2 separate regions of the Mus musculus genome follow, and region 1 is linked to region 2. A link is a loop called in an ENCODE intact Hi-C map of the cell type or tissue named here. Cell type or tissue: left cerebral cortex. All regions are shown on one strand. Each heading gives the region's core, and the rest is flanking DNA. Links, peaks and the distances in the headings are about the cores only. Region 1 holds the start of Arhgef7 (Rho guanine nucleotide exchange factor (GEF7)). Region 2 holds the start of Ankrd10 (ankyrin repeat domain 10).

The links. Hi-C counts contacts between places; a loop is a spot of excess contacts. Peaks named below come from ENCODE experiments on the same cell type or tissue, not always from the same donor. Only the 100,000 strongest peaks of a DNase experiment are listed, where the experiment ranks them.
Region 1: a loop joins it to region 2, with 8 times the contacts of the local background. A loop is called at or near these places in 2 of 42 quality-filtered maps.

The regions. Positions count from the first base shown.
Region 1 is chr8:11,719,252-11,734,235 of GRCm38, reverse strand. Arhgef7 (Rho guanine nucleotide exchange factor (GEF7)) reads right to left here and starts at 6,178. Exons shown (of 22, transcript NM_001372321.1): 1 at 5,820-6,178. The coding sequence starts at 5,984. 1700128E19Rik (a long non-coding RNA gene) reads right to left here. Exons shown (of 2, transcript XR_003947511.1): 2 at 13,694-13,942. In left cerebral cortex, for the core only: no CTCF peak of the experiment used is centred there; DNase peaks (open chromatin) are centred at 5,519, 5,986 and 6,436; H3K4me3 peaks cover 2,299 bases; H3K27ac peaks cover 1,660 bases.
Region 2 is chr8:11,628,927-11,643,910 of GRCm38, reverse strand. Ankrd10 (ankyrin repeat domain 10) reads left to right here and starts at 8,154. Exons shown (of 6, transcript NM_133971.3): 1 at 8,154-8,500; 2 at 10,893-11,045. The coding sequence starts at 8,294. Mir7238 (microRNA 7238) reads left to right here and starts at 8,175; the gene lies at 8,175-8,217. In left cerebral cortex, for the core only: a CTCF peak has its summit at 8,798; DNase peaks (open chromatin) are centred at 7,289, 8,072, 8,718 and 9,071; H3K4me3 peaks cover 2,913 bases; H3K27ac peaks cover 2,029 bases.

The sequences.
Region 1 (14,984 bases), core at 4,331-9,330, 92 kb before region 2:
GTGCTCACCTGTACATGTGTGTGCACATGTATGTGTGCATCTACATGGACGTACACACATCTAGTGAGAACACGCACATACCTTTGTACATATACATTCATGTGTGCTGCTGTGTGTGCTGAGTTTGCACGTGCATATAAGCATCCATGTGGGTGGACTTGCATGCTAGTGAGCGTGCATGCGCCTTTGTACACATAAACATGTAATCTGTGTATGTGCTTCTGTGTGTACCTGTGTGAGAACATCTTTTCGTGCATCTGAGGGTATGTACATGCACATCAGCAAGGGTGCACATGGCTTTGTGTATGTGAGCATGCCATGTGGCTGTCCGTTCACCTGTGGGTGGGTATACATGTGCATATGCCGACATAGACACGACAGCGTTCAGTCTGGCCCTCAGGAAATCTCTTCCGAGTTCCTGAATTAAACTGAATTTAAGTGTTTTGGTTTGGGTTGGGTTTCTGTATAAGACAACAGGGCACTTCCAGTTCACTCATCTCCAGGCCTGAAACCCAAAACCACCCGCTATAGTTGCTGGCTCTAGGCTAAGGCAGCACCCTGAAGTCACGCGTTTTTAAAGGAAACAAAGTGAACTATTGCAAAGTTCAGCATGAAAGACTCTACTCTAGGCTGACTTGTGCTTAGGCTCTCGTTAATGATGGTCTGGATGAAGTCTGTTTTCTAACTCTTCCCAAATGAACTGGCATGCCTTCACAAGAGCCACTATGCTCCCCATCTTCATGAGAGCTTCTGTGATCCTCGTCCTACACAACCTGCTCTGAGTGATCAAGTCATTAACACTGTCACCACAGCCACCACTGAGTGTGTGCTGCTCAGTGGTCAGGCCCAGAGGGAGTGCCGCTCCTGAGTGCCATTTCTATTGTCTGCCCCCATAGCATGGAGACTCTTTCTCGTCCTATCCCAAGGGAACTATCCTATCTCTTCCCATCAGCTGCAAGACTGACCCAAAAGTAGGTCTTGCATCAAGTGAGATAGCAGACTTTTGAAAGGTTCCCATGGCTGCTGGAGGGACATGAAGCGCACACAGCCCAAGTCACATGTCAGGAAGGTCAGTCCAGACCACCCAGCTGTCCATCTTACCCAACAAGATCTGTCCTTCTGCCTCACACTGTTCTAGCATTTAGCTATGCTTTCTCTTGTTCTAACCCCTTGAGAAGAACCTGCTATTTAAGATGTTGAGCTAGTGCCTACATAAAGCCTTCACCCCCTAAGTCCCAGAGTTTTTGGTACATGAAGTACTCTGCATGCTATTCCTGATATATTGATATATTCAGGCTATGCTTGAAGCCTTCCCTGAGCGGTTGATATACCCGGTGTATATCAATATATAAACAAGAGATATAAACAAGCCAGCCACAAACCCTCTCCCTACAATTGTGCACTGCCTGCAAGATACACTAGGGCAATGGTGGCACAAAGCTTATATGTATAACCAACCAATAACTGATCTTATTTAAGACCCACTCCATGTGATGGAACTCAAACCGGACACTATTTAGGTTTCCAAGAACCTGAGACTAGGTAGCCCAGGGACCTAGGGCAAAACCAAATAATACTGATCTAAAAAAAAGGGGGGGGGGGAAATGCAGCAATAGATAAAATGATACCTAATGATGTTTGTGTTATATTCATAGATGAACACCTTGTTCAACCAACACTAGAGAAGCTTCCTCCTGCAGCAGAAGGGAACAAATAGAGACCCTCATGCAGACATTATGCAAAGACTTTGGAACACTCATGTCTAAATGGGCTGTCTCCATCAAGTCCCTCTCCCTCTCAGGGCTCAGGGAACCCTGAAGATGACGCCGAAGAGGTGGGGAAGACCGGGAATGGAGGACACCAGAAAACAAGGTCCTCTAGATCAACATGAGCGAAGCGCAAATGAACTCAGGGCGACTGGGGCACCATGCACAGGGCCTGTGCCGCCCACACCAGGTCCTTTCTCTCCTTCGATATTAGAGCCTTCAGTTCCATCTCCATGGGGCTCCTGAGTGCCGGCGATGGGTGGGTCTCTGGCATGGGGCTCTCCTTCTGATGATTTGTCTTGTCCGGCTTTGATGTGATGGCTTTTGCTTCATCTTATTATATTTGGTTTTGCTTTAAATATTTTAAATGAATGAATGGATTAATGAAAACCTAGCAACTAGGGTAATTAATTAATGAAAAAGAAAACCTAGCTACTAAAGTAAAGGTTAACAACTGAGCTGCCATTTATTTCCCCCCCCCAGCCCCCGGGAGAAGGAAAATCAGTTTTCTCCAATGGAGTGACACTGGGTATATCAACCACTCAGGGTAGGCTTCAAGTTCAGGAGTAGTTGACCAACATAGAGGACTCCGCAGTTTTATTGTGGGCTTTTAATTGGTTACAGGTGGTGGGGTTCCTCCCTTTGGGGCATTGTTTAATTTTTCTTTCTTAATGCATTGGGGGGAGGGCACTGAGGCTGTCGTGCTGGTTGTTTGTTTTGTTTTTAGAGAAAGATTTTAAAGTTGGGGGTGAGCATCTAGAAAGACTTGGAGGAGAGAAAGAATATGATTAGAGTATATTTAAATTTAAAATTTGTTTTAGATAATTTTAAAAAATGCCAAAAGTTGGCTCCCACAATGTCAAGTAGGTTAAGAAAGTTCTTAAAAGTTGATTGAGATCAGCTGTGGTTGGATTACGCTCCACAAAATTCACACATGGGGGGGCCCAGCCCCCCAGGACCTCAGAATGTGGTTTTACCTGGTGATGGTCACTCGGGAGGTAATTGGGGAGATGCCCTCATACCAGGTAGAGGACGTACGGTGGATTTGGACAGAACGGATTTGCCCACAGTGAGAACTTCATATAACACAGGTGTGCTTCACAGGTGTGCTTCCACAAACTTAGGGATCCCTGAGCGTATGAGAAAGGCCTGGGCAAGTGGCAAGTGTCCCAGCATATGTAGGAAGCACATGCCATACCTTGGTCACGAATTTCTGGCCACCAGACCACGAAACAAATGCATATATGGTGGGGAGGGACCCCTGGTTTCAGTTACACTCCCAAATCCTGGTGACCCCAGTTCTCCCACAGAGAATGCCATGTGGACTGCACACAGCTTCCCTGACCCATTCAGGGACACACAGTAGGAACAAAGTTCCTGGAGGCTTTTAGGGAAATTAAGCAACTTTGTACACTGCGTCCACGAGTAAAATTAAAACAGCATTTTAGCACAGATTATGCTTGGTGGTTTTCTATCCTCTAAAATTCCTGCATCTAGGGTGTGCCTCCTTTGGACAAAATAACCTAGAAGTGTCTGAAGCAGGAGTTTACTAAGGATGGTGCTGCCAAGGCTCAGGGACCCGATGGCTAAGACAGGTTTGGGATCAGAAAAGGGAGGGAACAGGATGGGACCAGCTCAGGCCTGACTCTTCAGAGAACAATCAAAGGGCAAAAGTTTGATCCCCAGAGCTGGGGAAACTTGCCAATCCCAGCCTCCCTCTTTCCTGCAACCAAGAGCCGTGGCAGGCAGCAGGCAGCAGTTAGCAGAACCCCTTACCACCAGTCTGTAGCTCACTCCTCTCGCCTCCAAAGAGAAGTAAACACAGAGGCTTCAGGAAAGGGACCCTAACCCACCATTTTCTTTGCCTGAGCTGGAGCTCAAGGAATGTCCCGTCCCCGCTAGCCAACCCAGTTGTGAAACACAACAGGACGTGCTCTTAATAAAAGACACATGGGAAGCCTTCCTTCGGCACTCATTCCCAGGCCTGGACTCCATTTTAAACTCATGAACTTGAGAAAGGGAAGTCCTACGCTGCTCACAACCCTCCAGTGTCAGCATGCCCACGTAGCAATGGGTCCAGCTAAGACCCTTCACGTGCCGCACATAAGTTCAGCTCTGTTTCCAGGCATTTCCTTTTTAAGGAGAGAGGGTCTCCCTCTGGCATTCCAGCACGGAAGCAAAAGCTGCCCCACACATGTGCTTCAAGACAAATGTGATTCCATGCAGGCATTCATTGCCAAGTGCGGATGACTTCATGGCAGATGCAAACTCGTGGAATCCAGAATTTCAGACAGTGGCTGATGGTTTACTCCCCACAAATACCCCTCACTCAAGAGCCAGGGACTATCTGTACAGGGTCATCAGCCTTCAAAAAGAGAGTTAAAACAACACCGACCCAAGAGATTTCCACTCGACTGTAGTTTCAGAATGTTTGAGACCAATCTAGCTGCCAGAGGCTAGCCCTTTTTATTCATCTCTCTCTGTGTTGTGTCAGAGATGAAAGAGGCGCTGCAACTTCCTCACGGGATCTTTCTAGAATTTAAAATAGAATATGAATTTTTGAAGTTTGCCTGACCACATCAACGCTGCAAACATGTCACGTGACGTGTTCATGGATGGGAACATGTCCATTGACATAGCACAGGAATCTTTTTACAGCTTTGCCTCAGAAACAGAACAGGGTTATCTTTAAGAACCTTAGCATGTGTCTCACTCAGACGTCTGTCTTTTATTATCACCAATGGCCAGGGGACAGCCGGGTTTTCTCAGTGTCTGGCAAGTCACACCCTGCTCTCTTCAGTCGTTGCATCTTAAAATTGTAACTTTATTGATCTGCCCCACTTATAAACAGTGTTTCCCACATCAGTTAGTCCTTCTAAGATGCATGTCGTTTTCAATACAATGTTCAAGAAAACACCTAAAACCTGTGGTACGCATGTGGAACTCATGGTAAATGTTTTCTGACACTGCAGCATGCCAATTTATGAATACAATTAGAATTTCTGCTTTTTCAGGTCACTTAATATGCATTAACAGAGTGTCCTGCCTAGGGCCTGTCTGTGTGTATGTGCATGTGTGTGTGTGTGTGTGTGTGTGTGTGTGTGTACTCCATTAAGAAGTGTTACTTCTTCCTAATTATGGGACACTTCCATTTCTGTACTTAACACCTTTTAAATTACTAAGGATCTTAAGTTTTCTTGTAAACTGTGTATTGGCATAATCTTGAACACAGGACTTTATTATTTTTTGACCTATAAAACATGGTTGTTCTTAGAAGTGCTCCCAACCCCTGACCCGGCCCGCTCTGTGAGCTTACAAACGAAAACAAACTTTGGTCACCCAGAGCGGTGGTCAAGGTTCACACTGCAGAGCCAGGGAGCCAGCAGCCAGCAGCAGCAGGCAGACAGCTCCAAATCTAGCAGGCAGTGAGGATAAAAATTCTGACCCATCCCCAAAGAAATCGGGCTTCAGCACCCTGTGTGCGCTGTTCTGCAGGCTTGGCTGAGTGAAGAATCCCTTGATGGGGAAGGCAGTAAGTCATTTCACAGCTCGGCCCTCCCTTGGCTTTTGATGCATCCTTTAAACATGCCCAGCCACCGGTCCATTCAACGCAAGAGTCAGACTGCAAAGGCAGCGACGAAACCGTTCAAACAAAGCCATCGCAGAAAGCTGCGCGGCACAGAGACGAGGTTTTCCGATCGGTGTCGGCGAGGGGCGAAGCCGACCTCCCAACTTCACGTTAGGGTGGAGCAGAACCCCACCGCCGCCGGCACAGCCAACTCTCCTTCTCGTGACCCCGAGCCGGCCCCGAGCGTCACCGCGGCCCCCTCCGCTGTCTGTGCTCTCAGGGCGGGTCCCCTTCCCGGCGCCCCGCACACAATGGCGCCCCGAACTCCCGCCGCCGGTCCCCGCGCCTTGCGCGCCGCCGGGTCCGCGCACAAAGGAGGGCGCGCGGGCCCCGAGCCGGCGCGCGCCAGGTGCTCCCGCGCGCCCCGCCGCCCGCCGCCCGCCCGGGCCGGGGACCCACCCGAAGACCGTGCCATGGCCACTTACTTTCTCGATGGTCCCGGGCAGCAGGCGCTCCAGCAGCCGGCATAGGACCACCCCGTCCTTGAGCGACGCCTGCAAGAAGACCTCAGGGTCCGAGATGGTTTTCTTGGGCGACTCCAGCACGCCCAGGGTGATGAGCCACGTAACGGTCTGCTCGGCAGAATTCATCGCTGCGGCGGCTCGGGCTGCGCGCACAGAGGGGGCGCCGCGCGCGATCACCTCGGAGCGGCCCGGGCCGCGGCCACCCGCGCCCCCGCCGCCTCCGCGCCCATGGGCGGCCGCGCGCCGGCGATTGGCCCGGCCGGCCCAGCAGGTCCCGCTCCGCTCCGCGGGCTCGCGCGCGCCCTGGCCCGCTGTCAAGTGCCTTTTCATTAGCGGCGCAGGAACCTGCGGGCGCCCGGCACCGCCCCCGCCGCCGCCCCCCGGCCGCGGCCGCCGTCGCCCGATGACATCACCGGAGAAGAAAGACGCGGCGGCCGCCCGCGCGCACCCCGCGCCAGCCCCGGCGCACGACAGCTGGCGCGCCCCCCGCTCACCTGCGCCGCCCGCGCGCCCCGGGGCTGCGCGCCTTTGTGGGTAGGGCGGCGCGCGATTAGTAAGCGCTTCCCAGAATGCTCTCTTGAGCTAGCCCGCCGACTGCGGGGCGCGGGCGTCTCTTCGCCACCTCGCCAGCCGGCGGGGATGGCACGCACATGCTCGTTAGATCTGTGACCAGATGGGTCTCACTCGGGCAGGAACGAGCGTCGGGAACGCGGGCGCGATGCTAAGCGGCTGGCTGCAAGGCCACTGGAGGCGGGGGGCGGGAGCGGAGATGGGGGGCGGCGGGCGCGGACGACCTTAGTAGCCAGAAGCCTTGCATGACTCCTTGTGAAATTGACGGTGACGTGTCCAGCGATCAAGAGCACATCGCAACCTCGGGTGGGTGTCCGCTGGAAAGCGTGCTGTCCACGCTTAGGCCCAGAACTTGGGCGTCCTCTTCCAGCGCAAAGGATGTGTGACAGGAGCCTTGGGGGAAGGGGGGAGTAGGTGAGGGCTCACCGTCAATCGACACATATTTCCACTTACTCCCGCCACTGGTCCTATGCTTTCCCTGCTGGCTGGCACTCCTCGACAGTTTAAAATAAAGCTTGCAGTGTCCCAGGAGACCTTTCCCCTGGGCCAGGCACGCACGTTCATCCAGTAACTGCTCAAGGCTAGAAGCCATGCGATGCTGTCAATTAAAAACAAAAAACAAAAACAAAACAAAAAAATGATCACAGGTTCGACTCTCTTCTCTGCATTCTCCAGGTGCTTCCATCACCACCATCGATTGCGTTTAATAGCATCTTCTGGCTAAATGACTACATTTCTGTTCCAGACACAAACAAAGCATTAAAATAGTGTGAAGTTTGTTGAGGGCCAGCTTCTCTGTGGTGGCAGCTGCCTTCAGAGCAGCGCTAGCCAGCCCTAACCAACCACTGCTGCAATTACGGTGTCTTTACCACCGACAGACCCAAGCCTCACTTTTTGTCCATTTTCCTGGTTACATATGAGAGGTACCCTGCCCTAGGAGCCCCACATCAGCCAGTTTCCCATCTTGCTTCCCTGTGGAGGTCCAGAGAGTGGCAATGCAAAACTGATCACCGACGCCCGAGTCTATCGACCAAAGCTGCTCAACCCGGAAGAAGCTTTCCCTAGTGCTGAATTGAAAAATTTACTCGTTACTATTTTTAAATCCTGTTAGACTAGGTCTGGCCTTATCACGCAGTACACAAAGATAGCTACATATATTGACTGTCAAGTGGCCCTAAGGAAGCCAGGCAGAGGCCGACTTAATAGACAGAGGAAGTTGGGAACCAACGGTCAGACTGGACCATTGACTACACCCGTTCATTCTGGAAAAAAAGCCCCTGAGCTGCTAAATGATAACCTTACAGATCACCTTCTTTTAACCCCAGTACACGCTAATTTCGAATCATTATTTGGAGGAGATCCTAGAAAGTAGCCCTGCTCACAACTGTGTCATTGAGGAGCTTCGCTGAGCACTTCTGGTGTCCAAGGTGAACCCTTGGTCAAATTTCCTTGGCATTTTCTAAATCCCTGCTACAAGACTGAGGAGAGGAAATGCCCTTCTCCCCATGGGTAGAGAAACACCAACTGGAATGTCAGAAGCCCTCACTCCAGCCTGAGCCTCCTGGAGAAGTGGATTAGCCATCTTCCCTACATACCTGAGCCAGTACCCTGTGATGGATCTCTCCTTAAACAAGCAGCTGATTGGCTGATATCGATGGATAATAGATGATTGACAGACAGGTGGTAATTGCTGGATTAATAGATGTTAGCTAATACACTTGGACACCTAAGAATGTACCCTTTACTGCTGTGTGATATTCTGTGGCTTCATTTCTTTGGAGAACCCTAACGCAGTACATGTGCCAGCATGGTCTCCGCTGATGAGAGATGTGGCTTCCTTCAGGCTCCTTTCTTGTGTGGCTACTTCCTAGGGTCCCCTCCAACATACCTGCCTCAGTCCAGATTCATAGTGTCAATGCTGGCTAAACAAGGACATGGGAAGGTTGGATATGGCTGCAGTGATAAGCAGTCATCAGTCATAGCATAGCTTTTGCTCCTTACCCGTCGATCACCCCCTGGGCATTGGTGTACCCCCACTAGGTCCTGGATTATTTCTTGAGATTGCCATCATCTTCAAGAAATAAAGTAGCTCAAAACAGCAGGAATAAGTTGTATTATAGTTCAGAGGCTGAAATCATTGAGCATCTGAATGGCTGGTCCCTCATAGAGGTGTGTGTGGGGATTTGTCAAGGTCCCCTCTTGTCTCTGCAGGGGCCACTCGTCTTTGGACATCCTTCCTTGGCTCACACATTAACTCCCCAATCTCCATCCTGACTTCTCATGGCATGTGCGTCCTTTCTATGCCTAGGTCTAAACATCCCTGTCCTTGGAAGATGCCAGTCACAGGGGAAACTACCCTCTCTGACCCAGGATAACTCCATCTTGATGACATATAGAGACCCTGCTTCCAAATAAAGACCCACGTATGGGTACTGGGAGTTACGGCTTGGACATGCTTGTTGGGGCATACCAACCCCAAATCAGATCGTCTGAGTTGCCCCCAGCACCCCACCTCAGGTACATCTCACTGGGGGAAGGGACGGAGCTTCCCACCATCGGTCAGAAGGTGATGGTGCCCAAGGACACTCTGATATGTGTCTGGCTCTACAGGCGCTGATGTGGAATCCTTCAGAAGGGTGGCTCCTTCGGGAATCCAACCATCACCGTTTGTGACTCAGGGCCAGTCTCTGGAGAGTCTCCATGAGGCCCTTGGGTTATGATTCCAACAGAGAGATCAAGGTGAGAAGCTACCTACTCCTGATGCTCCCTCATTTCAGCATCCTGAGCTGCAGAAGTGCATCCTGGATTCATGGAATCTGAGGGATTCATCATTGTGGCTGTTCCTATTCCCTCTTGCTTTCATCTTTTTTGTCTGTTTGTTTGTTTTTTCATTTTTAAATTTTATTTATGAATGCACACCAGAAAGAGGGCATCAGATCCCATTACAGATGGTTGTGAGCCACCGTGTGGTTGCTGGGAATTGAACTCAGGACCTCTGGAAAAGCAATAGGTGCTCTTAACCACTGAGCCATCTCTCCAATCCCTCTATTTGTTTTTTGAGACAGGGTTTCTCTGTGTAGTCCTGGCTGTCCTAGAACTTACTCCATAGGCAAGCACCACCACCATCCCCCAAGTTCATTCATTCATTCATTCATTCATTCACTGAGACAGGGTCTCATGGAGCCCAGGCTGCCCTAGAAAACAATCATGAAGTTATCCCCCTGCCTCTGCTTTTCCAGTGCTGGAATGACAGGTGTGTGCCACCATTCTGTTCTATGCGGAGCTGAGAATTGAACCCAGGGCTTTGTGCATGCTAAGCAAAAACTTTACCTAATGAGTCCCAGCTCCAGCTTGCCTTCCTTTGTCTCTCCATGTCTGCTGCAGGACGCTCGCTCACACATATGGGCATCCCATCGGTGACATCACAGCTTTTGCTCCTGACCTGCCTACCAAAAGTATGTTGTACCTGAACATGAGCCTGTAATCCCACTATTTATTGGGAGGAAGAGGCAAGAAGATCAGGAGTTCAAAAGCAGCTTGGCCCTATCTCTCCCCACCCCAAAGATGTTTACTAGCAATTGCCTAAGAAGACAGGGATCTTAAGTCCTCTCCTGGACTGAGGGCAAATTTTCTGGCTGGCCAACAGATCTAAAAGCACGTCTTTGTGTGGGACAAAGTTTGGGCAGGTCTGTGTAGCCTGTAAAGGCTGTTTCCAGAACTCAGGGACCCTCGTCTGTGCCTCAAGCCCACCATGCACAGCATCTGTGTGCCCTACCCCAGCTCCAGAAGAAGGGGGAGGGAAGGGCAAGATGCAATGTAAAGCCCGTGCCACCTACACAGAGAGACTCTGAGGTCCTCTGTCCAAAACCCAGGTGTTACACTGCTCCTGACAGCAATCAGAATTCTGGGTAACTGCCCTGACTGAACTCTCAGTCCCCTGCAAGTCCCCAGGATACCTCACTTGTTCCAAGACTCCACCCCTTCCCCCTCCCATTCTGCTCCCACTCCCTCTGGAGAGAGCCCTCACTGTGTCCCACGAGTTCTATAAGGGAACACTTCCTTTCTTACTGTTTCCAAAGGGAGTTATAATTTCCCTCTGACTCTCTCCTTCGCCACAGTGCTATGGAAGAGTGTGCTTCTTAATAGCCAAGAACGTGAGGCTGCTGGCCGCTGACATGATTGGCCAACTGAACCTGTAAATACCACTTTGCAAAACTGGCCCATGAGCACACGAGTGCATGCTCCCTGTTCGAGAGAGTGTTATGTTATATAAACCTTTGCTCCTAGAGAAGAAAAGAGAAACTTCTGTGAGACACTTGGACACTCCCAGTATGTATCAAGAATAGTTTCCATGAGCCCCACACCCAGGATGCTCAACCATAGCCACCCACACAACCAGAGAACGTTTTCAATACAAGCCTCTAACGAAAAGTGGGAGGCTAGTAACGAAACCAGACGTATAATGTGGCTCTCTCCAAATTTTTACAGGCAATGTGTGTAAGGGGAGCAGAGAGAGAGAGAGAGAGAGAAAGGTTAAGTGTGTACAATGTGTGGTACATGCACGGTGTGTGTGGGAAGGCTGTGGTATGGCATATGTGCATGTGCCCCTATGGTATAGGGTGTGTGTTTGTGTGTATGGTGTGTTGTGTGTGAGCTAGGGTACGTATTCTGTGGATACACTCATGTAGCTACAACCATAATGTGGTCGTGGCCGTTGCTCGGATCCATAACCACAAAACCTGGAGCTGTACTCTACAGCCATGCTCTGCCTACTGGGTTTCTAAGTCCTTTCTGACTTTTAAATATCTCTTCTGTATCGGTTCTCAACCCCTGGTGCTGGAATTCCAGGCATCATTAGCTCTCTGACATGGCTGCTGGGAACCAAACTCCTGTCCTCTACAAGAAGAGCTATCGCTCATAACTGCCGAGCCATCTCTCTATCCTCTGTCCTCAGAGGCAGTAAAGTTAGTCCTGTGTGGGAAGTGTCCCTTCATAAGTGTCTTCATTGTTGTGGGTATGATTTCACAATGAGAAGCATGTTTAAATGACCATGCTCGGTCTTTTTGACACATTCTTGTAAGAAGATTCAGCGAATGCGTGGGTTTGGAAAATTGGAACTCGATGCTAGAACTCACAACTTAAGGAGGACCCAGAACTCCATTAGGACACATGGCTTCCCAGGTTTGTCCAAGAACTAAGTTTAATTTCAAGTCTGTCTAGACAGCATTAGCAAATGTGTATGTAGAGGGAGACCTGCCCTACCACCACCAGTGCAGAATGGAGCTCCGAGTTCTGGGCGGAACCCCCTCAGCTCAGGGTCCAGGGGATATGGTTCAAAGAAGAGACAAGAAACAGGGAGCGTTTGCTTAAGATAAGGTCATGCTACATACATAGTTCAAGACTCTTCCTGCTCTCCAGGGCTGGGGTTAGAGGCATGAACCACCATACCAGCTCTACATAGTGCTGGAGCCAGAACTCAGGACTCCATGCATAGTAGGCAAGCACTCTGCTGACTAAGCACACCCCCAAGCAAGCCTACTATCTGCTATTATAAAACCTGGTACAGAGAGATGGATAGCCTTTCCACAAGGCCTCTCTGCTCTCGGGGTCCTCCAGCCTAGGCAAGAAGCCAACAAGTCCACCAGAGGGAGAATAGGGACACTCACATGTCCCCAAATCCATCAACGCTCAAGATTTACAAGGAACTTTGCTGGTAGACGGCATGTCCTCAGCGGCGTCTCAATATGCAGAACCCCAGCCCTGAGCCTGGCCAGGATGGCGAGGCTGAAGCACCAGGGCGAGGCCAGCTGCTCCACAGCTGCGCCAGCCTGCGTCCTCAGTGTTAGCACCTGCTAAGTCTACAGACCGCCCTCTCTAAGTCCTACTAACTCAGTGCTGCTTAGGGACCCACATTCTAAACCATGGTTTGAGGAAGCTATACAACATGAGTCTCTGCTGGCCTCAGCTGTACTGAACTCCCAGCCCAACAGGAACCCGGAGAGCTAGGATAGCACAAAGCAGAAGGTCTGCACATCCATTGCGCGCCATCCCTCCTTCCACATCGGTAACTCGCTCTGTCCAGGCAGGGGTGGGCAGTGCTACTTTAGCTGACTTGGAAACAGCACACACCAAGGAAAATGACTCGGCTGGGACGGGAGCAGGCCTGTACCTGGAGGCTTGGCATGACCCTGTGGAGGATTTGGGAGATGTGTGGTTGCTCCTAAAGGGGAGCTGGAGCACCTCTGACACCCAGAGGCTCTCTAACCCAGTCATCTCTAGATCTCAGAAAGGACCTACTCATGAGCACAGCAAGAGGACTCAGCTAGTAGACCATCCTGACAGAATGAGAGGTTAGCACGTGGATAGAAGAGGAGGCTCATGGATTTGGATCCCAGGACTGGGTTCAGCTTCTGGGGACGCTAGTAAGGGACAGTCTGTGACACCTGCTGAAGACAGATCTTCATAAACCAGTCAGAGCTGGCCCAAGGGAAGCCCCTCTCCTGAGGCCACATCACAGCATCTCCACCCAAGAGAGCACCTGTGGAGGGGGTGGGGGAGGCATCAGGGGTGAGCTCTACACCCCTGACTTCTTTACATAGGTCGGTGATCTGGTGATCTCGATGGCATAGCAGTCTCTTGCTGATCTGGCGCACAGAGCTTGCCTGTTCTCATGCACTGTCAAGTTTGAGTCTGCAACCTTGCAAAACTGATGTCAGGCGTGGAAAATGTTTCTCTAGTAGGTTACCGCTTGCATTGGTTGGTTAAGGCCTCCATAACAATGTGCCAAAGATGGAGGGGCTCAAACAACATGCAAGTCCTGGGTTGGGGAGTTCAGGTAAGATCCTTCCTGGGTGCACCTGGTACCCTCACACTGGGCCTTCTGGGTGGGCTTCAAGCTGTAGATCTGGGCTCTACCCTAGCACATACAACAACCACCAAGAAACCCAGGTCCAGTCTCTGTGGCCTGAAATGGTGCCGCCCTCCGTTCTGCTCCATCAGCTCAGCACCTTCCTGCATGGGTGGAGTAGCCATAAGATGACCCTATGCTCATGTCTGGCGGCCAGTAATGAGCTCAAGATGGATCAGATATTCCCCTGTGGGGTTTCAGCTGCTTCTGATGTTTCCTCGGTGCCTTAGGGACTCAGCCTTGTTCTCAAGTGTCACAGAAAGGCACAAGCAGGGACGGGCAGCCATGCCCAGGTATCCATCTCTTCAGGTTGGTGATCACTAGGAAGAGAAAGTGTAGCCAGAGACACTGAAACGAGTGGGCTTCGTGACTGCTTATTGTTAACTGGCCAGAGGTGACATCCTCAAACCCCTACTGCCACTTCCCAGAGGTCAGACATATCCTCAAGTGGGAAATGTCACCTTGTGACTAAGATAAAAATGTTCACTGTGGGGGAAGTGTATTCCACAGCAGTAAGGGATCATGGGTAAAGTTCCAGGGAATTAAAAGGCATAAAGATGTGAGAGGAAGAATTAAATGTTGATTGTTGGTGTGGAACTATCTCCTCCTACAGAAGACAAAAAAAGAAAAAGAAAACAAGAAAGCAGCAGGTAAATACAGGCTATCTGTGGGGGAAAGCCATGAAGTTACAATCGACTTCGTTAGTAATCACCAATGATAACAACTTAAACCAAAAATGTCATCATTAATATAAAAATAAATGTAAGATATGAAAACATTATCAAAAACATAACACAAACAAGTTGAAATTAATTTTGTTTTTGTGTATGAGTGTTTTGTCGGTGTGTGTTTGTGTCCTGGTGCCCTCAGAGGCCAGGATAGGGCATTGAGATCCCCCGATACTGGAGTTACAGACAGTTGTGAGCTGCCCTGTTGATGCTGGGAACTGAACCTGGGTCTTTTGCAAGAGCAGCCAATGTTCTCTAGTGCTGAGCCAGAGCTCCAACCCCACAAGTTAAAATAAAATGTCCCCCAGGACCAGCAAGATGACTGGTAATTCAGTAGGTAAAGGTGCTTGGTGACAAGTCTGATGGTCTAAGTTCAACCTCCTGGGACCACAAAGACGAAGGAGAAAAGTGACTCCTGAAAGATGCTTCTGTGGCACATGTGCACACATGCACACGTGCAGAGAGAGAGACAGAGACAGAGAGAGACAGAGACAGGCAGAGACAGGGAGAACACAGAGGGAAAGGGACTGAGAATAAACTTTAAGAAGTAATAAAAAGATGACCCAATTGAGACCTAGTGTCATTATTTGTCCCAGACTGGCTCATGTAATCATTATTCCAGTTGGTACAGTGTAAGAGATACGTTGAGTAGAAGGGGTAGAAACAGCAATAGCATGTCCAAGGGAGACCACGGCAGGTCAGGACCCGACACAAAGCTGTGATTTCTAGTGGAGAAGGACTCAGGGCAAACCCAGATCAGTGAGACTGGATGGAGGTCTAGGAACCACATCCATGACTGATCTCTGCCTTACCACAGAGCCACATCCCAGGTCAGCAATGGAGGGACGTCCCCCTTGCTCAGCACATGCTGATCAACAGTGACATTCTATATGCAATCAAACCCCACTTCATTCTTTACAC
Region 2 (14,984 bases), core at 6,008-11,007:
CACTCCAGACCTTTGATTTGATACCAATGAGTGTCAAAAACAGGCAAACATCCCACAACTGTGCTGGGGCCTAACTCAGATCAATCCATGCTACTGATGTGGCCCAATGACCTGCTTTCTGTTGTCCTGTGGTTTGCCCATCTGGACCTACTGTGTGTCCTACCATCCACTCCGGCTCTGGGCCTGGTTCTCCCCTAACACCTCTGTAGCAACCCCACAGCTCAGCTCTCAAGTTTGTGATCTACAGTGGTCTGACTTCTTCCCTAAAGCTGTCAGAATCTACAGAGTCAAGATTTCCAAGCTTCGAAAATCATTTATTGTGTGTGTGTGAATATACTTGAGCAGTCTCCATCTACCATGTGGGTCCAGGGAATCAAACTTGAGTCCTCAGGCTCAGTGGCATATGCCTTTACCTGCTGAGCCACCTTGCAGGCGTTTCCATCCCAGCCTTAACCAGCAGTGTCTCTAACATTCAAACTCCTCGTGATAGTTAACACTGTTGGGTTTATGAGGTGGAGGAAGCTGAAATGCAGGAAAGGGCAGTGCAGCCTGCCAAGCTGCCAGCTGGGTATTAGATTAACAAGCCAATCACAGAGGTGCCTGGATGGCTGCCAAGGGGCAGTATAGAGATCTCAACTGAGCTGTACCCAGGACCAATTAGAAGTTTGTTTCCTGGTCATCTCCTGGGCAGAGACTGTGATGAGTCCCTTAGAGTAGCCTCTGACAAAAATAATAGTTTAATGTGCTGTGTCTCTCTTTATATGTGTCTTGTGTGTCTCTGGTCTGGTCTCATAGGTCCAATATATTCAGTGTGTTGTTAATATAGAAACAGAATTCTGACCTCAGAGGGCATAAGAGGTCATTTATTCCAAAGCCAATTATGAGTAACCATGGCCCAGGATGTTGGATTCATGGTACACCAAACAGTGTGTTTCAGTGTGATAGAAGCTTCATCAAGTTTTATAGTCACAGAACAATGTCATAAATAGAGTAGATTTTCAAATATATTGGTGGATAAATGTCAGGTAGGAAGGCAAGTCCGCCAAGTCTAGGCTACAGGCCTTAGGCGCTACCTGGTGACATTCTCAGTTTGTGGTTTGATGGAAGCTGGGGCTCTACTAGCACAGTTCACAAAGGATTTTTTTTCTGGTAGTTACAAGGGTGTTAAGCCAATCACAGAGGTGGGTATTAACCTGCAACATTCCAGCTTTCCACAACCACTGAAGTCTTAATCTGCCAACCAGTCGTATGCAATGGTAACTAACTCAAGTGCTGCCTTTTCTGGAAACCTCATTCACAATGTCCCACATCCAGTGTGCCTTCAATTGTGTCCTGCTCGGTCCATTGAGTCCAGTGTGTCTAGTCACTCCCAGCATGCCACGGACCAGCCTTGGTTTGGAGAGGGTTCTGAGGAAGGGGTGCTCAGGAGCAACAGAAAGAACTTAAAGTCAAAGCGTGGGCACAAGCTGACAACTGTGTTCTGCTTGAGACAGCTTTCTGGAGATCACCAGACAGCTCATCCAGATAGCTCCGTTCTCCCAGACCCAAGCCCAGTTTTCTATCTGCATATCAATTCAATCGTTCATCCCAGGTTCCACTATGACTAATCCACAAATCAGCATCCCCTGACCCCCACCCCAGGATTCTTAGCAAAAGACTGCAAGTATATTCCCTTCCTTAACATTGCGAATGAATTCAGGGATCTTTCTGTTTTTTGTGTGTTTTTTTTTTTTTTTTTTTTTTTTTGGTTTTTCGAGACAGGGTTTCTCTGCATAGCCCTGGCTGTCCTGGACCTCACTTTGTAGACCAGGCTGGCCTCGAACTCAGAAATCCGCCTGCCTCTGCCTCCCGAGTGCTGGGATTAAAGGCGTGCACCACCACGCCCGGCCTCAGGGATCTTTCTGCCTGCCTTGGTAAGCACAGACAACATAGCTGGGTAGGATCTCACTCTGAGATGCCATGCCCACCACGCCTGGGCCTAACCTCCCTCTATCCCAGGGTAACCTTGAATCTGCCTTCTTTTGTAAGCACAAATAATAAAATTAGTTGGGTGGGATCTTGCCTCCATGATCACCACTCCCTAAATCTCTTAATCTCCTTCCTTTTTTATTTTTCTTACAAGCTGGCTCATAGTGTAGCTGCCTCTGTTTTTTTAGGTCTGTGAAGCTCCTTAGACAATTCATACTGCATCCTTATATTTTTACATAGTTGAGAAATTATATATTTTTGAACTTATATTTTCAGAGTTCTTTCCAACAGCCTTAAGGGCTGTCCTGAAGGTCATGGCATTTACCATTTTGCTAAGACACACCCTCATCTTCCAGACTCACATAGCTTCTAATTATCATGAGGTCATTAACCTTGGCAGAGAAAACATTTTCTGATGGAGGAACATGAAGTAAGATTGATACATTTTTTTATATATACAAACAAATGTCACACCCAGCATCCTTCAACACTCATGGAGACTTACGTTTTGCTGGCTTTGTTCCAGAGGCAGGTACCATGTCATGTCAGCATTAGCATCTGACGGTGTTTTACTTGCCAAGCAAAGCTCTAAGCCATCACTGTTCCAGAGATGCATGCTGGGATAGGAGGTGAAGGGCTGAAGGGTGACCAGCCAAAAGGCACCAAGGGCAGTTCTATGTATCCAGATCAAAACACTGGTTTCTAGTTATTCCCTGCAGAGTTACATGTCCTGGCTAGGAAACTGAAGCTCTGTCTGCATAAGGTACTGAGCAAGATTACAGATTGCTCTCTCCTATATGAAACAAACTAAGGAGACTGGGTTTGTCTTAGTTAGGGTCTGTTGCTGTGATAAAGCACCATGACCAAAAGCCACTTGGAGAGGAAAAGGTTATGTTAGCTTAGAACTCACTGTCAATCAGCAGCTAGTCTCAGTTGACCTTGACAATGACCCTTACAGCTGGACAGAATAATTACCGTCTTACCTTAGTGAGACAGGAAACTAAAGCAGAGAGGCTGGGAACTCTCTCCAGCATATAGTTTTCACACACACCATCCCAGCCTTCCCAACAGAGAGGGCAAGGCCAACAGAGAGATTAACTGCCCCAGTAGAAAGCCTCCAGGGGAACTGCCACTAGAGGTGTTGTTTTCTGTTGCCTTTGTTCCATTTAAGGAGCCTCCCTAGGGCCCCTAAAGAGATTGCTTTCAAGTTTAAAATAACCAGGAAGGGTAGTGAAAGGTTCTACCCTGTCTTCACTGTAGAGACTGTATTGTGACATTAGCATTCGCTGGCTTGGTGACTTCTGTGCAGGTAAGAGTCATTTTGACTCTTGTTGAGGTGGCTAAGATGATCTTCTCCTTTGTAATGAACAGTTCTAGTAATATGTTTGTATATATTTCTTTTAAATGTGGGGTCTCATGTAGCAGAGGCTAGCCTTGAAGTCCTATCCCAAGTTCTGGAATTACACCAGCTTCTCTTGGTGTTCTTTCATAGTAAATGTGGTAGTAGTACTTTCAGTTAAAGTCAGAAAGTGACATCACTTCAGTAACATCAGGTCCAAGGGCTGGTCAGCTGGTGGCCAGGCAACATCCTCTGCCTGGTCTGGCACAGCCTGGGTGGTGAGGAGACTTCCTAGTCTGCCATTCAGGAGGCTGGAAACCCAGCACCCTGGCTCAGGTGCTGAAGCACTCCTGAATAGTAGCAGCAAAGACATAAGCAGACCAGTTGAACACATTTTAAATGACTACGTGGCTGTGATGCTGAAGTCCACCTGACCGTCATCTTACCCCTCAGCTGCTTCTCAGGGCAAGGAACTCTTTTCCTACATAGCAGCACCTGACGTGCCCACCGCTATCCCCCGCCACTCCTCCCATCCCCACCCCCACCTCTGTGCCTGATATAGTTCCAAGTGTCTCTGTGTTAAAGGCTTGATCCCGAAGTGGAACTGCTCCAGGGGCAAAGGGACCTAGTAGAAAGGACTCTGGGTAATGGGGTTTGAGGTGGGGATCTCCTGCAAAGGGAACTATGGGACCTGCCTCTCACAATGGGATGCTCTGCCACACGTGCCTGCCATGAGGGAATTGCTGCTTGGGACCCAGAACTATAGGGCCACCCAATCAGGGACTGGAATCCCCAAAACCATTAGCTAGAATAACCTTTCATGTTGTTCATGCCTCAGTTATTTTAATACAATACCACTAAACTGACTTAACACAGTACCCTTCACCTTCTTCCCCAACAATGACTTCTGTTCCTATCCATGTGACAAATGGAGTCTGATCTTGTGTCTGAGTAAAACATCCTCCCTTTTAATATTTGTACTCAGCACTTTAAAAAAAAAAAAAAACAAACAAAACAAAACAAGGCACTTGTAAGACACTGAGAGGTAAATTCTATAACTTTTGTTTGTTTGAGATAGGGTCTTTCCACTTAGACCTGTAACTTGCTATGTAAACCAGGCTGGCCTCAACTCGCATAGATCCTCCTGCCTCTGCCTTCCAAATGAGAAGAGGTGTGCATCACCATGTCCGGAAGCTCTAGAATACTGAAGTTCACTTTAAGCAAGATCTTTGGCCACCCTCCTTCTGAAAATGGGCTGCCAACTGATTTGAATCTCGGTTTTCAATTTTGTGTCACTTGGCAAATGTTGAGTGAGGATGAAGCATGAGGTGGGGGTAGGGAGCTGTCGGGAATCGGACAGTCATGGACTGAGAGGAGTGAGAGTTTCTGCTCCAAAACAGACATGCGCAGCAGGAAGACCAAAGTCTACCTCCATTCTCAAAGGCATCTGACAGCTTTCTAGTCAGCAAGGGTCTGTGAAGGCTGGGCTGGGTATGTGGTTCAGTTGGTAGACTATTTGCTTAAAATACAAGAATTCTAGAGTTCTGGCTGGGCAGTGGTGGTGCACACCTTTAATCCCAGTGCTTGGGAGGCAGAGGCAGGAGGATTTCTGAGTTCGAGGCCAGCCTGGTCTACAGAGTGAGTTCCAGGACAACCAGGGCTACACAGAGAAACCCTGTCTCAAAAAAACCAAAAAAAGAAAGAAAGACTTGTAGAGTCTTGTTGGGGATTAGCCTAGAGACTGGAGCTAGGCTCCGGTTTTGTGGAGGGGCAACTTGGGAACTAATGCTAGGTACCTGACTGTTAGTTTACCTGAGTTCAGTTTAGGTCAGGCTCTCTAAAATCGAGTCTGAACTTAAAAGATTAGGCATCTCAGCTCCTTTCATGACACTATCTTTGGTTGGAAAAACACAATTCCTGTTTTAAGGGCAGGGTACTTCTTTGTATTTTCTTTTACAATAACTGAACAAAATGTGGCATGGTGGCACATACCCTCAATCCCAGCAGACGGAAAGCCGAGGTGGATGCTGAGTTCCAGGCCAGCCCAGGCTACACAGACCCTCAAGAAAACAAAACAAAAATAGTAGTAACTAAGCAAAATGTGGGTTACCCGCCAACTGGAGTGCTGACACTTGATACAGCCAATCCACAAGTCCCACCGCAGACACTGGGGACCCATTCATGAGGACACACATCAGTGTATGCATGGCTATAGAAATATGCATATTATGTAAGTAATTGTACAAACTAAAAAGTGGTCTTGAAGAAAGATCCATTCTAAGAATCCAAACATTACATTTTATTTTACTAGACCTTGATACTGTGTGCAAAATAAAATTCACGGTGAAAATGCAAAGCATGGGCCAGTGAGATGGCTCAGCAGGTACAGGAGCTTGCTGCCAAGGCTGATGAGCTGAAGACAACCTCACAAATCCAAGTAGTAGGAGAAAAAGGTTCCCAAAACTATCCTCAGACATCCACATGAGCCACGCTGCACATGAGAACATGTTTAAGGCGAACATGGGTTGGTCACATGATCCAGATCTGATTCTACACCCAAGGGAGTTCCCTTAAGTATAAATCTCAGGCTCACAGTCCCCAGAAGACAGGGGAAAGTGCCTCTCCCTTGTTGGAAAAGCTGACCAGGTACACCTGTTATCTTGCAAAATGAGACTCCTCTTTCCAGAGCTTAAGGGGATGCGCTCACATACAGGCCAATGGCATGTCAAACAAAACCAACTTCTCAGTGAAAGAAGCTTGAAACACAAGAGCCCACCATTCAGTGCAAGCACCCAAGTAATACCAAAACTATTACGCTGTGCTCTTGCCTCACCGATTATGAACTAGAGACAGACAGATGACGTCTCATATTTCCCACGCATTAGTCACTGCTCAGTGAATTAAACATCACACTTGTCTATGTAGACTGGAACATTTCTCAATATCACCTTCACAGGGAGTGTTTGTTATTTGAACGGATGGCTGTGTAGTGTGTTCACCCGGTTAACAATTCCCCTTTATCAATTGTCTGGTTTCTGATTACTTGTTTTATGCTACTTAATGTTGCAATGTAAGGTATGTAGCCTGGTGGCATATTTATAATCCCAGCAGCTGGGAGGATGAGGCAGGAGGATGATGAGTCCCAGGCCCCAGTTTCTGCAATACAGTAATTTTAATCTCTACTATGTAGCCTCCTCAAGGATAAACATACACAAGGAACAAATATATAGCAAAAGGGAAAAAGTAAAACTTCATTAAGTAAAAAGTAGAAGCTGGCCGGTGGTGGCGGCTCACGCCTTTAATCCCAGCACTTGGGAGGCAGAGGCAGGCGGATTTCTGAGTTCGAGACCAGCCTGGTCTACAACGTGAGTTCCAGGACAGCCAGGGCTATACAGAGAAACCCTGTCTCGAAAAAAACCAAAAAAAAAAAAAAAAAAAAGTAAAACTTCCATGAATAGTGTCTACTCCTTAATGGCTCAGTATGATTTTCAAATTTTATAGCCAGGAGGTGGTGGTGCTCGCCTTTAATCCCAGCAGAAGCAGGAGGATTTCTGAGTTCAAGGCCAGCCTGGTCTACAGAGTGAGTAGACCAGGCTGGGCTACACAGTGAAACCCTGTCTCGAAAAACCAAAATTAGAACAAAAAGAAAAAGAAAAAAGAAAAATTTCAAATTTTTTACAACCATAGCATTGTACCATTGGAAAGAGAATTTAGTAGTCAATTTTTCTAAAATTTCTTTCACCATGTGCCCAGCCTGCTCACGTGACTCATGCTTTACAGTTACAGACGCCAGGGCCTCTCGATTCTCTCTGGCATCCATTCCAATTAAGGCATACCGAAGTTAACTGGCTGCACCCTTGTTTTCGGGTTTTTAATGAGGAGCTGTGCTCCGCAGGCGCCCAATAAACACTAATTGGAGGAACTCAGGCAACCGCGGAAGCAGGCCAGGGCCGGCTGCCAGAGTCCTGAGTCCCCACTCGCGAGTGTGCCTGGCAGAGCAGCAGCTCTATTTAGAAGTAGCGCCTCAGGCATCGTCCTCAGCAGGAACCTGCGGCCGAGCTCCAACCGCTCCAGGTCACACCCACCAGCGCCAGGTCACGCCCAGCCGCCCCAGGAATCGACCAGAGCGCCGCTCCGCTCCAAATCCCAGACTCTCCTCCTTTAGTTAAGGCGTGGCTTTCAGCTGCCAATCACAGAGAGGCCGGCCTGGGCTTTGGCCTTGCCCCAGGCAAGGTTTACAGCCAGGGTCGTAGGCCTCCGGCTTCAGGCGAGGTCTCAGGCGCGGCCTCCTCAGGCTTCAGTCGCAGCCAAGTCTCCCCCCTCCTTTTTTTGTTTTGTTTTGTTTGTTTGTTTGTTTGTTTTTCGTGACAGGGTTTCTCTGTATAGCCCTGGCTGTCCTGGAACTGACTCTGTAGACCAGGCTGGCCTTGAACTCAGAAATCCACCTGCCTTTGACGCCCAAGTGCTGGGATTAAAGGCGTGCGCCACCACTGCCCGGCAAGTCTCGTCCCTCTAACCACACTAACGTGCAGGCCCACCCTCAACCCCTACACCTTCAGCGTTGGCATCAGTAGCGGCCTCCTCAAGCGGTGATCGCCTCCCAGCCCCTAACTTCACCACCAGACGCCTAAGGCGGCGTTCCTGCGCAGACCCTGAGAAGGCCCCGCCCTGCAGCCAAGGCCACGCCCTATCCCAGGCGCCAGCCTCAGCACCACCTGCGGGAGGCCCCACCCTATCCAGGCGCGGGCCTCGCCCCACCACGGGCGTCAGCAGCGGTCGGAGGCAGCGGACTGTTAGGCCCCACCCTCTCAAGGCGCAGGCTCCGCCCCGTGGCTCAGGTCCCGCCCTCAGTGCTCGCTGCGCTCGGATGCGGATGGGACGCGGCAGCAGCTCGCCTGTCCTTTGTGTTCGAGTGGCGGCAGCTTCGCAGGCCTTCACCGGCACATTCCTCTGGCCGATCAGTCGCGTGCTTCCTAGCGACCCATCATGTCAGCGGGAGCGGGCGCGGCCGTGGAGGCAGGCTTCTCCAGCGAGGAGCTGCTGTCGCTCCGCTTCCCGCTGCACCGCGCCTGCCGGGACGGGGACCTGGTCGCGCTCTGTTCGCTGCTGCCACACACGCCGCGCGCTCACCTGGCCGCTGAGGACTCCTTCTACGGCTGGACGCCCGTGCACTGGGCTGCGCACTTCGGCAAGGTGGGCGCGGGCACTTTAAGGCGCCATTTTCCGCGTGGTGTGCTGTTAGGGTCAGAGCGCACCCCACGGTGTCTGGAGAGCGCGGTCGGCAGCGGCAGCGCAACCCCTGAGAGTTCCAGGGCGCATGTGCGGTACCGCGCGGTCTGCGACCCAGGACGGTGGGGGGTGGGGGGCGCGGAAGCTGCTCAGACGCCGCGGGCGCCTCGAGGGCTTCAAGGCGCATGTGCGGCGGGCGGCGCGCGACCCAGGACCTCCGGGGGCGCGGGGAGTGTTGGGAGGCGGGGCGGAAATGGGGTCCGTCTCGCCGGCTCCCCCGAAGGATCCAGGGCGCATGTGCACACTTGTGGCTCTTCCGAGCGGGGCGGGCAGACTGCAGTTGAGGCCGTTTGCGCGGAGGCCGCCGGGCTTCGGGAATCGTGGCGAGGAGGAAACTGGGGGCCTCGCGCTTCTGTCTAATGGAAACCGGGTGCAGGGCCCCCTGAAGGCACGGAGGGATGGGCGCTGCCCTCGTAGCCGGGGGTGTCAAGTCTGCACCTGCTATGGCCGACGGCGGGGTCGCGGCCATGCCTATCGGCCCCCTCTCCACCGGGACCGTCCTGTGTAAGCTGCGCTAATTGGCCCCGTTCTCCTGGTGTTGAAAGGTGGCATGCAGTTGGGTGCAGGTAGTCGCTGGGAATCCACCTTCTCGTGGTCGCCTTAGTTAACCTGCACACAGAAGTGCTTCTGCGCCATAAAGCGGCAAAATTCACGCTGTACTGTTTACCAGAATTTGATCTAAAGCTAAAGGAGCATTTTCACGTCTACGGAGAACGAGTTGTAGACTTGACTTTGGAGACCAGTATTGTAGCGGAGGCGAGGACGTTGTAGTTCTGAGCTTTCCTATCTGAAACCTGGATGGTCTTAAGATACGGAACCATCTTGTTAACCCGTTCCAACTATTACGGAAAGCTCTTAGAGGCGAAAAGGCTGAGCCTTTCACCCCAGCCGGGCCATGTGTTACTGCTCTCCCTCCTGTAGGTTTCCAGCGTGTTTCCCTAGGTTGTACCTACCAGTGATGCTCAGGTTACCCAGTAATTTATGGGGCTTATTTATTCCCGGAAAACTGGCCATTGTGAAGGCTAACTATCTTGCTTTTACCAGATGCCCCATTTAAAAGGACCCTCCACAATTCCAAAGCCAGTTTCCTAGGTTGAACACGGCATAGCTAACAGGTTCAAATCCTGGCTCCACGTTAAAGGTTAACTAACTGCTTTTCTCTTGACACCTGTTCATCTTACTGCCACTTTGTACTTGTATGTTTCCCTTGGGAAATCTCACCAGCGATTACTTTTTGGTTTGGTTTGGTTTGGTTTGGTTTTCCGAGACAGGGTTTCTCTGTATAGCCATGGCTGTCCTGGAACTAACTTTGTAGACCAGGCTGGCCTGGAACTCAGAAATCCGCCGGTCTCTGCCTCCTGAGTGCTGGGATTAAAGGCGTGCGCCACCACCGCCTGGCCAGCCATCACTTTCTAACACTGTCCTAATGTCTGTTTGCTGTGGACTGTGCAAGTTTTGCAGCCTGCCGATCAATAAAAACTCAGAGAATCTGTGTTTATTGAAGTGACCAGTCCTTTGTAAGGACAAGCTTACCTTGCTTGGGGAGACAGATAGGAGGTTCGGGGTGCTGTTTGTTCTCAGGAATTGCTTGCAACCAAGCACAGCTTCTTCACTGCCTGTGGTCAGTTGAAGAGAAACAGACAGTCCAAAATTGGAGAACAAGTAAGTACCGAAGAAATTCCTGGCCAGTGTAGGCACATGTTGAATGTGGTGGACTCATAGCCAGCTGCCAGCGCAGTGGGACCTGGCTGGATCTTGTCTGCGCTTGCCAGTCTTTGAGTTAGTCACCTACTGGGTGAGCTCAGCCGTGGTGTGACTCTTTTATTATAGTTAGTTATTTATCTCGCATACTTGGTTTCTGTTCAGTTTTAAAGGCCGAGAGAGAGAGAGAGAGAGAGAGAGAGAGAGAGAGAGAGAGAGAGAGAGAGAGAGAGATACAGACTGGGCTTTGGGGCAGTTCAGTGTGTCGGGGTTGTGCACGGTGTGGGAAAGTCTGACTATAAAGAGTTTACTGCACTTTTTACAGTACAGTACAATTTGTACAATTTTTACAGCCCGATGTTTACTTACCATGAGTGTGAACGCCTTTATAGGAGGTTTGTGTGTGTGTTTTAAGAACACTCCACTCAGCATAAATGCTTTTAAAGTTTTGCTTAGTGATTGGAGAAAATTAACTTACTGTCAGAAGAAAATAATGCTAGCAAAAATGCCACTGGTGACTGTTAGAGAATTTAGGTTGTGTCCTATTAATTGCTATACTGACATGTACTGTTTCTCCTCCCACCTTTGTTTGAAGTTGGAGTGCTTAATGCAGTTGGTAAGAGCAGGAGCCTCACTGAATGTCTCGACCACCCGCTATGCCCAGACCCCAGCCCACATCGCTGCTTTTGGAGGACATCCTCAGTGTCTGGTCTGGCTGATTCAAGCTGGGGCCAACATTAACAAACCGGTAAGAAGGCCTGATTGACACTGCCTTTGTTTGTTTTTCCAGTTCCAGTTATTCACATGATACTGCTTTAAATTGGGCCCTTAATTAGAGTTGAATGTCTTCACCTGAGGTGAGCTGGAATCTGTCCCTTCAGTTACTTGTGACTAATAGGCCCTTTCCTCTGGAGGCGTGCACTCAGTTTATAGAGTGCTTTTGCGTGTCCTGTGGCTCCCTCAGATCTGATTTGATGATTTGCCCAAGGTCACAGCTGATAATAGAAGGCTGTTGGCCCACAGCCCAGATTTCTTGGCTCCAGCTCACTACTGCCTTAACTTCATAGACACTGCAGAAACATATCCAGATGTGCAAAAGGGTGGGTTTGCCCTTCACATACAAATTGGGTGTAGTGACTAGGTGTAGAAATGTCATTTTAAGTGTCATTTCCTTAGTGGAACACAGAATGACTTGAGGAATTTTTGTATAAGTATACAGTTAGAGGTTATGTGAACTAGATTTTTTTTTAAAGATTTATTTATTTTTATTATATATAACTACACTGTAGCTATCTTCAGACACTCCAGAAGAGGGTGTCAGATCTCATTACGGATGGTTGTGAGCCACCATGTGGTTGCTGGGATTTGAACTTCAGACCTTCGGAAGAGCAGTCAGGTGCTCTTACCCACTGAGCCATCTCACCAGCCCCTAGATTTTCTTTTAATATAATTTTAGACTCTCTTACCTAAGTGTATTCCAAATCTATGTTTATGTTATTAGCCTATCATAGAGAAACATCCAGTAGATGGTCTGAAAGGGAGCAGATGGAATTTGCTGCCCAGCCGCTGGCAGCACTGGTGGCTGATGTTTGTCTATGTGTGACTACGTGTACATGCCTGCTGAAACCAGAGGCATTAGTTTCTCCTGGAGGTGGTGGTTGTAAGCGCTCTGAACTGATAGGGGTGCTGGAAGGGAAGCTTGTACCCTCAGACAGATGAGCTGCCCTTCCAGCCCCTTAAGTAATTTCTAATTGCCATCCGCATCTTGTATGCAAAGAACCTTCCTTTCCTCCCTCCTGCATGGCTATAGCAGCAGTAGTCCCTTTCCTGAAGATAACTTAGCTACTCACATAAAATGGCAAGTGTTTGTTTGGCCATGGTTAAAAGCCTGGATGAAGGGGACCCACCTGTATCAGGCAGTTTCCTTCTCCTTGAGACTGACAGAGAGGCCCATTTTCTGTCACTGAGACTTGAGTAGGGACAGCTTTAGATCCTTACATGCTTGCTTTCCTTCTCTGACATGAATCTCTCTTTTGCACCGTCACCTTGCAGGGCAGGGGCTTGTCTGTCCGCCTGCTAACATCCACACTGTTGCCCCCTGGTCTCAGCAGGTGTGGGCTCGAGCTGGGTCCTCTGCTCACCTGGCAGTCCGGCTCTGGACGGCTTACTTAGCAGGCTGTGCTTCCAGCTCTACCAAAGAGACATATATGGGTAGTCATTCTGGGAAGGAAAATAACTCATTTGCTGTTAATATGGAATTTAGGTACATATTAACTTTAAGTAGTTAACAAAATGTAGTTTAGAAAGGTATAAAGAAATTGGTACTGTTTTAAGGCTTTTTCAAAGCTAGATGTTCCTTTGAGTTAGCATTTATGGTAGTTTCGTTGTTTTCAGCAGATGCGGAAAATACAGACTTGCAGGTGTGTCCCCGTGTCCCCGCTACGCTCTGGGGTGCCTTCCCAGAGCAAGTCTTCCTAGCCTTCCTAGCCTTGTTGTAATTTCTCAACTTCAGGTGCTCACCTGGACCTAGAATGTCTTGTCTCCTTTTGCTGGCTCTGGAGGTCACTGTAGATGTGGCAGTGACTTATGCTCTGTTGTGGGGTAGACAGTTTGTTTGCTTGTTTCTCACCTTGTTTGTGTCTACTTAAATTTCTTCTGTTTGCCCTTGGCATGTCAGCTGCCAGCAGTTCCATGGTCAGGTTTGTATCCACGTTCTTTTGACCGTCTGTCAGGTGAGACTCAGTGCTGCAGGTTTTCAACAGGGAAGTGGAGCTAGTCTTCATGCCGCTGTATTTTGGTGCCATTACTAACAGCCTTGCTAAAGACTTGCAGAGCATCTCTGGTTGGTTGTAACTAGCTTTTATTGGACTGGAACAGGGATAATAGTATTCACCAGACAAAAGCCAACATTTAAAAAATTAAAGAACAGTCTAAGGATCTGTGGGCTGGGAGTTAACAAACAGCTCAGTGGTAGAGCACTTGTACAGCATGAGTGAGGGCCTAAGTTCAGCTCCAGCACCAGACAGGGTGCTAAGTTCTCGGATCTCAGCCCTGGTGGGGTGGGATCTTCTGCATTAGTGACTGAAAAGTTACCTGGCTTTGCCTTCTGAGCCATGGGAGTGAGGAAGGGCACTGTTTAAAGTATCAGTTGTCCTCCCTGCAACTGGCCAGGATTTCTGGTGCCTCTTCCTCTTTCTTTCCTGCCTCCCAGAGTTTGTGATGGTTCTAGCCTCTTATGCATGCACACCACTGGGTACTTTAGAAATGTAATGGAAACTGGAGCATCATCATTCAGGGAGTTTCTGGGTTCTCTTGATTGAAGATTGCTTCCACATGCGCCTTCTTCAAGTGTGTAAATCACAAAGCAAGGGCTAGAAGTAGTCCTGCCTGTTCTCTAACCACTGTTACTAGTCTCCATCTTTTTTGAGAAATAGTTTGCTGTGTTCCAAAATTAACTGTAAGATTTTTTTAACATGTTTTGCAAAATTCTCATTTAAATCTGTTAGCTTTCTGCAGAGAGTATGTGTCTGTGGTATATGAATAATCTATTTGCAGGTGGGTGCGTGTATGTGGGAGAGGGAGCCAGAGGTGGGTGTTTGCCACAGTTTCCCTCTCCCTTACTCTTGAGGATGGTTCCTCACTGAAGCTGGGGCTCAGCAGTGTGACGAGGCACTTTCTTTACAGAAACTTCTTCCCTTCCAGCCAATTTGTGTGGGTTTTGTTTCTTCCATTTTTCTTTTAAAAGGTGGCTTGGCCGGATATGGTGGCACACACCTTTAATCCCAATGTTAGGTGGAGGCTGGTCAATGAATCTGTGTGAGGCCTCCCTGCTCTATGTAGCAAGTTAGAAGACATGGAGATGTGCAATAGAGAGACCCCCATCTCCAATAAAGGGGGAAAATGAAGGCAGCTTGGGGTTTTGTCTTCTTTGTTGTTGTTTTTCTGAGTTCACTAGGTAGCTCCTGGATAATCATGTGGCTTGCTTGTTTCTTTCTTTAAAAAAAAAAAAAAAAACAAACTAAAAAACAACTTTTTCCTGACCAGACTCTTGAATCACTTTTAAGTCCATTTAGAGCCATTTGGAACCCTTGTTTAAATAAGTGGCCAATTCTCCCTGTGTGGTGCTGTGCACTGGGAAGGACCTTGGGCTTTTGCTATATTTATGAGTGACCCTTTCCCAGGGCCAGTCAGTGAGCATTTGCCCCACCCCTGCCTTTTGTTCTTTATCACAGCCAACTGCTGTTCCCAGGAACCTTGAAGGGGGATCCATTTAAGTGCTAGGGACACTCTCTCCTCAGGTGTCCTAGAAGGCCCGTGGTCCTTGAGTCTCTGCCTCCTCTTGCTCGCTTTCGTCTTCTGATGCACTTCGTGCGTTGGTTCTTACAACCTAGAAGCATCACACTAGAAGGGTTTTCTCACTAACACAGTAAAGCAGGTTCATTTTTTAAAAAACGACTATCACTTGGAAGAGGCTTCTGAGTGCTCACTGCCTTCTGTTGGCCTTTGTGTTTGCCTGGCTGAAGGTCTGTCTGTGCTACAAAGCCTCGCCTGCCCAGCTTAGGTTTTCCTCTCTTTGCTTCATCCTCTGACTTGATCGTCTTCTAACATGTGGTTCTCGTTCAGCATAGAGAGTTGAAGGTGCTCTTGTGGTTTAGTGGCGTCAACACCATAGAAGCTGTAGAGGGAT